Linked DNA regions of Mus musculus: region 2 is linked to region 1. Evidence: chromatin loops called from intact Hi-C (ENCODE). Cell type or tissue: left cerebral cortex. All regions are shown on one strand.

The links. Peaks named below come from ENCODE experiments on the same cell type or tissue, not always from the same donor. Only the 100,000 strongest peaks of a DNase experiment are listed, where the experiment ranks them.
Region 2: a loop joins it to region 1, with 5 times the contacts of the local background. A loop is called at or near these places in 2 of 42 quality-filtered maps.

The regions. Positions count from the first base shown.
Region 1 is chr7:3,339,358-3,344,357 of GRCm38, forward strand. The region is part of intron 4 of Cacng7 (calcium channel, voltage-dependent, gamma subunit 7); the gene reads left to right. Among named protein-coding and RNA genes, the nearest start is that of Cacng7, 9.0 kb to the left of the region's middle. In left cerebral cortex, no CTCF peak of the experiment used is centred here; a DNase peak (open chromatin) is centred at 1,996.
Region 2 is chr7:3,292,301-3,297,300 of GRCm38, forward strand. Myadm (myeloid-associated differentiation marker) reads left to right here. Exons shown (of 3, transcript NM_016969.2): 2 at 903-991; 3 at 4,422-5,000. The coding sequence starts at 4,424. Among named protein-coding and RNA genes, the nearest start is that of Myadm, 4.2 kb to the left of the region's middle. In left cerebral cortex, a CTCF peak has its summit at 2,461 (motif pointing right); a DNase peak (open chromatin) is centred at 706; H3K4me3 peaks cover 197 bases; H3K27ac peaks cover 293 bases.

The DNA of each region.
Region 1 (5,000 bases):
AGTGCAGAGTTGGGAGTCAAACTCACTTAGTTCGCCTCCAGAAGTCGTATTTTTAACTAGCACAGTTATTTTAGGAATTAACAGTTTGCAGAGCTCTTTATTTTGGGTGCACTATTTTATTATTTTAATTTTTCCCCCAAACAAATAAACAAACAAAAATTTTTCCCAATTTTTTAAATTATGTATTCTTCATTTACATTTCAAATGCTATCCCAAAAGTTCCCCCATACCCTCCCCCCCTCCCCACCCACTCCCACTTCTTGGCCCTGGCATTCCCCTGTACTGAGGCATATAAAGTTTGCAAGACCAAGGGGCCTCTCTTCCCAGTGATGCCCGACTAGGCCATCTTCTACTACATATGCAGCTAGAGACACGAGCTCTGGGGGTACTGGTTATTTCATATTGTTGTTCCACCTATAGGGTTGCAGACCCTTTCAGCTCCTTGGGTACTTTCTCTAGCTCCTCCATTAGGGGCCCTGTGTTCCATCCAATAGATGACTGTGAGCATCCACTTCTGTGTTTGCCAGGCACTGGCATAGCCTCACAAGAGACAGCTATATCACAAATAAGATTTTTATAGTGAGCAGTCACAGGCCCATCACTTCCAGTCAGCTGGTGGTCTGTTACCGGGTTTACATTTTCTTCTATCTGTACCTGTTTCTGTTTTTCTTTCCTTTTCTTTTATCCCATCCCCATATCTCCCTTCCTTTCCATTTGCTTTTGCCTTCCCTCCTCTCCCCTTCCCTTCTCTTTCCTTTTTCTTCCTTTTCCATTCTTGGAAAAAAGGTCTCAAATAGCTCAGGCTACCTTTAAATTCACTGTGCAGCTGAGGACGACCTTGAGCATCTAAGCTTCCTGCCTTCGCTTTCTGAGCACTAGAAATACAGGCGTGTGCCTTACCCAGCTTACATGGTGCTGGGCATCGAAGCCAGGGTCTAAATTCTTTATCTAAGCTTCTATCTCTCTCTCTCTACCTATCTCTCTCTCTCTATCTCTCTCTATCTATCTCTCTATCCATCCATCCATCTCTTACTGCTGTTTTTTAAACATTTCAGGATGTAGTTCAGGTGCCCTTCACTCTCAGCACTTCACAGTACATGCCATTAGCTAGAGTTTAGATTTCATCTACAGCTCCTCTGTCTTCTGAGGTGCAAGGCTCTTTATCTTTAGCATGTGTGATCTCACACTGCATCCTCTAAAAAGTCTATGGGGTGTTGTTAGCGCTCACCTGATAGAGTGAGGGATCAAAGATCCACACAGCCGAGTCACCAACATGAACAGCTTCCAGATGATGCCAGTGTCTGGAGATCACAGCGAAGTTCTTTGGGGGCGTCTTATCCCTCCATCCCTGTCCAATCCAATTCATTCCAGACCAGTTTACTGTAATTCCAATATACTTCATCTCAACAATCCAGTCTGATTGACTGATATCTAAGAGTGTGTATGTGTGTGTGCCCATGTGTGTGTTATGCATATGAGGTATGTGGGTCTGTGCATCTGTGCATGTAGAGCCACAGCAGAATGTTGTGACCTTCAGTCATATGCTGCATTATTGCCTTGATAAAGGGTGTGTTACTGCCATTTCAGTTAGACTGGCTCCAACGAGGTCTATGGATCTGCTTGTCTCTGGCCTGACTCCCCAGTGCATGGGTCACAGACATGGGTCAGCCAAGGCTTACTTGGTAAATGGATGTTGGAAATTCAAACTTGGGTACTCATGCTTGAACACTAAGCACGCTTATCCACTGAACCATCTCCTCATACATAGATATATAATCTGCCACAACCTACGGTGTTTCTCCTTCACCCTGCTCTCCCACAGGGTCCATCTTTGTAGGTCACTGTGGAAGCAGTTGCAGAAGGATGTCCCTGCTCCTTCCCCAGCTCTCTTGAGGCCAAACCTTCCCCCAGCCTTCACCCTAACCTGAGAAGACCTTTTTCAAGGAAAGCAGGGTACAGCCTCTGTGCAGATTCAAATCACAACATTCGAGCCAGACACCGAGCTAAAATAAGACATGTTGGATATCACGATCCAAAAGTGTCAGAACAGAAAGGGCTCATCATTTCTGAGATGGAAAAATAGTAGCCTAGAGAGAGAAAGTGGGGCAAGAGTGCATCCCATGGGGACTTTTATTCAATCTACCCAGTATGTTGTATATAAAGTCCCTCTGTTTGCAGACCACAGGGATGGAACTGGTTGATTCAGCCAGTCAATGGCAGAGCTGGGCTTTGAACCAAGTGTATTCTGATTCTAAAATCCACTGTGCAAGCGCTGAACCAGTAACTGTCTGCCCAAGCTCAAACTGCAGATTAATGATGCCTTTGGGGCTGAGAGTCAGAGTTCTGGTCTCCAAATGGGAGAGACTGACGTCGAGTGCGTGCATGCGTGCGTCTCTGTGTGTATGCATGCATGTGTTGTCGTATGATGTGTGTGGTGTTCTAGTTTGATTTCTGAAACAAAACATTCAGACTAATAGTAACTTAGAGGAGTAAAGGGTTTATTTGGCTTATAATTTCAGTCGATCATTTCAGGAAAAGCAAGGCAGGAGCCCATGCAGCCAGTCTCGTCACATGTGCTGTCAAAAGTAGAGAGAGCCGGGCGTGGTGGCGCACGCCTTTAATCCCAGCACTTGGGAGGCAGAGGCAGGCGGATTTCTGAGTTCGAGGCCAGCCTGGTCTACAAAGTGAGCTCCAGGACAGCCAGGGCTATACAGAGAAACCCTGTCTCGAAAAACCAAAAAAAAAAAAAAAAAAGTAGAGAGAAATGAAAGCACCCGTGCTGCCTGCTTGCTTTTTCAGCTAGTGTCTTTTACTCTTAAATAGCTGAGGTCCTATCCCAGGAAATGCCTACATTCACGATGGGTCCCACCTCAATTAATATTTGAGACAACCCCCAGGCGATGGTGGCGCACGCCTTTAATCCCAGCACTTGGGAAGCAGAGGCAGGTGGATTTCTGAGTTCGAGGCCAGCCTGGTCTACAGAGAGTTCTGGGACAGCCAGGGCTACACAGAGAAACCTTGTCTCGAAAAACCAAAACAAAAAAAAAAAAAAATTGAGACAATCCCTCCAACCCCCAGATGATTGGTTAGGGCAACCTGATCTAGATAATTCGTCATTAATACTCCCTTCCTTGTGGGGTTAGAGAGAGGGCTCAGCAGCTAAAAGCTCTGAAATTTTCTTCCAGAAGAAAATTTTTTTGGTTCCCAACACCCACATTGGGATGGCTCCCAACCCTCCCTAATGCCAGCTCTGTAGGACCTGCCTCCACGGGTGCATGCACTCACATGCACATATCTCTTTATAAACACACACAATAAACATTTAATTTTCATTTATTTTAATTAAAATGTGTAAAAATAATGACTTCCTTCCTAGGTAGAACTAGTCAGCACAGATACATAGCGATGAGCTTAGACAAGCTCTTTCTCTGTAGGCCGGAAACTCATGGCAGTCCACCTACCTCAGCCTCCCTAGTGCTGGGATTATAGACATATATTGCCATGCCCAGACTAAATCTCTTTTTTAAATTCATCTTAGAGTGAATAGATTTTAGTCTATTCACCCTATCCCAGGGTATTTGCTTATGCACCTTCAAGCTTGTGGCTTTCAGCAGCTGAACCACAGCTATAATCTTTGAGAGATCCCCTACTGCCTGGATGAGCTCTTTCTGAGAGATGAGAGAACAGTTTTAATACCTTTAAAAAAGGGTTATCTATTTATTTTATGTTTGTGAGTACACTGTAGCTATACAGATGGTTGTGAGTCACTGTGTGGTTGCTGGGATTTGAACTCAAGACCCTTGGAAGAGCAGCCAGTGCTCTTATCCACTGAGCCATCTCGCCAGCCCAAGAGCAGTTTATTACTTTGGCTCACGATCTCAGAGATTTCATTCTGTGTATTGGCTGGCTCCATTGTTGTAGGCCCGTGTCGAGGTGGCTCGTCGTGGAGGCAAAAGTCTATGTTTGGGGCAGGGAGATGGCTCAGTTGGTAAAGAGTGACTGCCTTGCAAGATTGAGGATCTGAGTTCGGATCCCTAGCACCACATTAAAAGCAAGCAAGCAAACAAACAAACAGTGGCTATGGCAGTGCATGCCTGTATCCCAAGCACTGAGTAGGTAGAGACAGGTGGTCCTTCAAACGTATAGACTTAGCTGAATAATGAGCTTCAAGTTCAGTCAGAGAATTTGCCTCAGGGAATTAGGTAGAGATGACTGGTGAAGACACCAGGCCTCCCAGCTCACCCTGTTCTCTCTTTGTCCCCTTTTTTTTTTATTTAACTTAATTTTATTTGAAGATTTATTTACTTATTTATTTATTTATTTATTTATTTATTTATTTAATGTATGTGTGTACACTGTAGCTGGCTTCGGACACACCAGAAGAGGGCATCAGATCCCATTACAGATGGTTGTGAACCACCATGTGGTTGCTGGAAATTGAGCTCATGACCTCTGGAAGAACAGTCAGTGCTCTTAACCGCTGAGCCATCTAGGCCTCCCCTCTTTGTTCTTCAAAAAGTGTTTTATTTTATTTTTAATTCTGTGTGTCTGTGTAGGGTGTGTGTACAGGAGAATAGAGGAAGGTGTCAGATCCCTTGGAGCTGGAGTTAAAGGTGCTTGTGAGCTGCCTGATATAGGTGCTGGGAACTGAATTTGGGTCCTCTGCAAGAGGACGCACTCATAACTGAGTTCTCTCCATCCCCTCCATGCACATCTGCCCCACCCCCACTCCCATCACCACCGTCATAAACCACAACTGTTAAGTTGGACAAAGTTACTAGAAAGCAGTGAGTGAGGGCCGAGCCAGGAGGGAACCTATAATCAAGGGCACATCCTCAAGTGATCTACTTGATCTACTTTTAGGCTAAGTCTTACCTCCTAGAGTTTTCAAAGGCTTCCAAAAATCATACTTCCAGCTGGGGAACAAAATTCCATATATGTGCCTGTGGGGCTACATTTCACATTCAAACCATAATGTGTCTTGAAATATTTCTTTTTCT
Region 2 (5,000 bases), 47 kb before region 1:
GAACTCAAGGCCAGCCTGGTCTACATAGCAAGTTCCAGGCCAGTAAGGCTTACATAGCAAATGCTTATCTCAAAATAGAAAAATAGAATATATATATATATATCAGTGGGTGAGGGACGCAGGGACACATCTACTGCAGAACACGGAAAGAGTTCAGAGGACAACTTTTGGGAGTCGTTCTGCCTGGCTCCAAACTCACACTTTTCAAGTAACCATAAAAATCTCTCTCGCGCCGGGTGTGGTGGCACCCACCTTTAATCCCAGCACTCGGGAGGCAGAGGCAGGCGGATTTCTGAGTTCGAGGCCAGCCTGGTCTACAGAGTGAGTTCCAGGACAGCCAGGGCTATACAGAGAAACCCTGTCTCGAAAAACCAAAAAAAAAAAAACTCATTCTTTCTCTTTCTCTCTGTCTCTCTGTCTCTCTCTCTCTCCCCCCTCCCTCTCCCCTCCCCCCTCCCACTTTCGCTCTCTCGGCGGGGGTCTTGGCACTACCTCCTGGTCCCTGCCACATTGCCCTGGCTGAGGCAACTTAAAGCCCTTATAAGGAGCAGAGACTCTGGGGCCAGGCTGGGCCTCCCGCCTCTACAGCCACCGCCCAGGGATCTCCCTCTGCAGGCTGCAAATCAGGGCTAGGTTAACATCACTCACGCCCCTCGCGAGCCTGAGGGCGGGCCCTTTGTCCACATTTGCTTCCACCCCACCCACGCAGCAAGTTCTGGGAGAGGAAGGAGAGGGGCGGCGCTTCCTCAGGGCAATCTCTGGGGCCTCGCCTGGGGGATCTCTGCCAAGTATGCGTCCCCACTGGGAGACACGTCCCAGCTGTGGAGTCTAGGGCTCCGGGGTCAGAGTGCTGCAAGGAGGACTGTCTGAATTCCACTCTGACTGTCGCTCTCTTCCTCCAGGGCTTCTGATCAGCCTTTTCCAGGTGTGCAACCCTAGCCGCCTTCGCAGCCGGAACTTTCTCCTTCCGGGTCCTCTGTTAAGGGAGCAGGTGAGTGTGCTCCGAGTCCTAATTCCTAGCTCTTGAGGGTGGAGCGGACTTATTTGAGGGTCAAGAAACTGGGGTGGGGAGCTGTGTGTACAATTTTTAGGGAAGAGGATGGGGTTTAGATTTAGCCGGGAGTCGTTAAGAGTGGAGGATTTAGAGCCCTGTACTATGTTTAAGTAGATGGAGGTGCACCAGGGGCCAGAACCCCTCAGTTTAGTAGTGTATGCCTGAAAACTGAATTGAGTCTATGGTAGGAAGACTGGGGATTCCTGGGACAACTAACTAGCTTAGGCAGGAATACTGAATTGGATTTATAGGAGGAGAGGAAGGACTAGATCCTGGATCCCTGGGTATGAGGAAGGAGGGGAGTTGTGCCTAGATTCCTAGATCCTGAGAGACAAGGGACCTGGAGGAGTTCCAAAGGATAGAATCAGAGGCATCCATGTGTGTAAGAAGTTGTATCCAGAAGCTGGCTCCTGTGTACTTCGGGAGCTGTTCTGGGACAGTGTGAGCTTCCAGAGGTTAAAGCAAGCCCTTCTGTCTTTCCGTGGGCTTGACCTTAGCACGACTTTTCTTCGGGGGAAAGTTATGAATAATTCTGTGTTCATCACAGAACACAGGATGATGGGCTGCCGCGCGGTGGTGGCTACACCTTTAATTACAGCACTCCAAAGACAGAGGCAGGCAGATCTCTTTGAGTTCGAGGCCAGCCAGCCTGATCTGCATAGTGAGTTCCAGTACAGCCACAACAGAACAAACAAACAAACAAAGATGCAAGGTCAAAGAGACCAAAGTTAACCCAAGTGCACTGGGTGAGCCAGTGAGTGGACTGGAAATACTTGCAGGGGCATAGAGAAGCCCACCCCAACATGGAAGACTCATGGAAGACGCATTTCTGGGGTACACTGCTCAACTTGTAGTCAGCTGGGCAGAAGAGTCTTCCTGTCCTCTCTTAATTGTTTGCTGCTCATATATTACTTCAGCTTTGGGAGGGGCCTCATAGCACAGCCCTGTAACTTTCTGAGCCTTGGGGGTTCTATGGTTTGTCTTTCTAACATGTAATTATTGTGTGTGTGCATGTATGTGTACACCCCATAGCCAGTGTATGGAGGTCAGAGGACAATTTGCAGAATTCCACATGGTCTATCCACCATGTGGGTCTTGGGGACAGAACTCAGCTTATCATGCTCTGTTGTAAGTCTCTTTCTTTCTTTCTTTCTTTCTTTCTTTCTTTCTTTCAATTTATTTATTTATTTTCCATATATGAGTACATTGTAGCTATACAGATGGTTGTGAGCCATCATGTGGTTGCTGGGAATTGAACTCAGGACCTCTGCTTGCTCCAGCCCTGCTTGCTCCAGCCCAAAGATTTATTTATTATTATATGTACGCTGTACATATAATAATAAATACATACATAAGTAATATTATTATTATAATAATAAATAAGTACACTGTAGCTGTTTTCGGACCCACCAGAAGAGGGTGTCAGATCTCATTACGGATGGTTGTGAGCCACCATGTGGTTGCTGGGATTTGAACTCAGGACCTTCAGAAGAGCAATCAGTGCTCTTACCTGCTGAGTCATCTCAACAGCCCATGTTGTAAGTATCTTTACCCACTGAGCCATTTAGTTGGCCCTTAGTCTCTATAGCTTTTGAGTTATTTGAGTCCCTCCCCTCCCTCTATCAGCTGATGTTCAATTCAGAAGAAATAACTACAGAACTGACAATAGTAATAAGAAAATTGGACCTGGAAACCACCTTCTCATATCTTTAGTGGCATCAGCCGAGAGGTCAGACAGTTAACATCCTGAGAAGGGCTCTGGCATTTGGTCCTAGTTCTGAGCCTCTAGGACAAGGAGACAGAAGCTGTGGTTTGCAGTGTAAAAAAAGAGATGTGGCTGGGCAGTGGTGGCACATGCCTTTAATCCCAGCACATGGAAGGCAGAGGCAGGTGGATCTCTGAGTTCAAGGCCAGCCTGGTCTACAGAGTGAGTTCCAGGCCAGCCATGGCTACACAGAGAAACCCCGTCTCGAAAAAACAAAACAAACAAAAAGATGTTAGTCCTTCCACTCACTTCCCATGTCAGGGTTACATGGTACACTAGAAGGCCGAGAGGCCTGTCCTGAGGTCTAGCCCTGCATGACTGATCTCGAAAACTAGAGATTTCAGTGGACTGCTCAATGAGAATGGAGGGAGTTGAATTTTCCTGTACTTGAGGTACCTGTTAGCTGAGTCCCTGGAGGAAGTGATAAGCTCAGAGATAAGAAAGCAGAAACTGAGCAGTCTTCAATTCTCCAGGTCTGAGGTAGGATTGGGGGTGGGGTGGGTGAAGCTTGAAAGGAGGGGAGAAAGAAAGCATAATGTTCCTGGTCAGAGATCTCTGGAAGAGGAGTGAGAAGGATGCAGGTCCAGTACTCTGGTTAGATGTGGGAGGTGGAATAGAAGATGGAATTTTGAGTGGGTAGGGGCTGCTAAGGTCTATGTTGCTCTTATGTACACGAAATCTTTTCACAGGGCATAAAGTATGAGGAAGTTAGAGTCTTGGCTATGGAGAAGTTAGAGATGACTGAGTCGCTGTGGATAAAAGAGGGAACTTTGTACACAGGGCCTGGGGTAAAAAAAAAACCCTAGGTCACACACAGGAGGAAGTGAAGTACAGGCTAGATCTTAGACCATATCTTTCATTGCTGGGTGGGTGGTTTTGTTGTTTGTTATAAAACAGGGTTTGTTTGTTTGTTTGTTTGTTTGTAATAAAACAGAGTAGCCTTGACCATTCTGGAACTCACTCTGTAGACCAGGTTGGCTTTGTTTGTTTTAAAGGCAGAACCACATTCTGTAGCCCAAGCTAGCTTGGACTTTATTACAGAGCCGAGGCTGGTCTCCATCTCACAGTAGCCTTCCCACTTTAGCCTCCCAATTTCTAAGATCATGGGTGTGCCCTTCTTGACTTGGTTTGCGTAGTGCAGGGTTCAGATCCAAGGCTTCCTGAATGATATAGACAAGCGTGTTACCAGCTAAGCCACATCCCCACGGTCAAAGTTGTAGGTGTATGTTTGGGGTGAGTCTGTATGTGTTCGCATGGAGGTCAGAAGTTGGTTTTTTCCTTCCAGGAGTTATGTCCCAGTAAGCCAGCTCTAGTTTTCCAGCATGGCAGCACACACTCCCGTGGATAGGATGCTGACTCCCTGGGAAAGGGAAGCAAGAAGTATAGCTTTGAGTGTTTGGATTTTGGGTTTTCTTATGGGTAGGGCTAGGATGAGCCTAGAACCTAGATGACCAATTCATTTTTATAGTTTATAGACAAGTTCCATATATTAAGACACATCCTTTTCAGAATTCAAAGTAATTTGTTCCAAAACGGATGAGGGCTGGGTACCTGGATTCCTCAGTATGTGAGATCTTACCCAAATGCTTTTCCTTTTCTCAGCCATGCCGGTAACAGTAACTCGTACAACCATCACGACTACAACGTCATCCTCCACCACTGTGGGGTCCGCTCGGGCGCTGACCCAGCCGCTGGGCCTCCTCCGCCTCCTGCAGCTAATATCCACCTGTGTGGCTTTCTCGCTGGTGGCCAGTGTGGGTGCCTGGACAGGGCCCATGGGTAACTGGGCCATGTTCACCTGGTGTTTCTGCTTTGCTGTTACCCTCATCATCCTGATTGTGGAGTTAGGTGGACTCCAGGCCCACTTCCCCCTGTCATGGCGAAACTTCCCCATCACCTTTGCCTGCTACGCGGCCCTCTTCTGCCTGTCGTCTTCCATCATCTATCCCACCACCTATGTGCAGTTCCTAGCTCATGGACGTACCCGGGACCATGCCATCGCTGCCACCACTTTCTCCTGCGTTGCCTGTTTGGCGTATGCCACTGAAGTGGCCTGGACCCGTGCAAGGCCCGGTGAGATCACTGGCTATATGGCTACCGTGCCAGGGCTGCTCAAAGTTTTTGAGACCTTCGTAGCCTGTATCATCTTTGCCTTCATCAGTGAGCCGCTCCTGTATAATC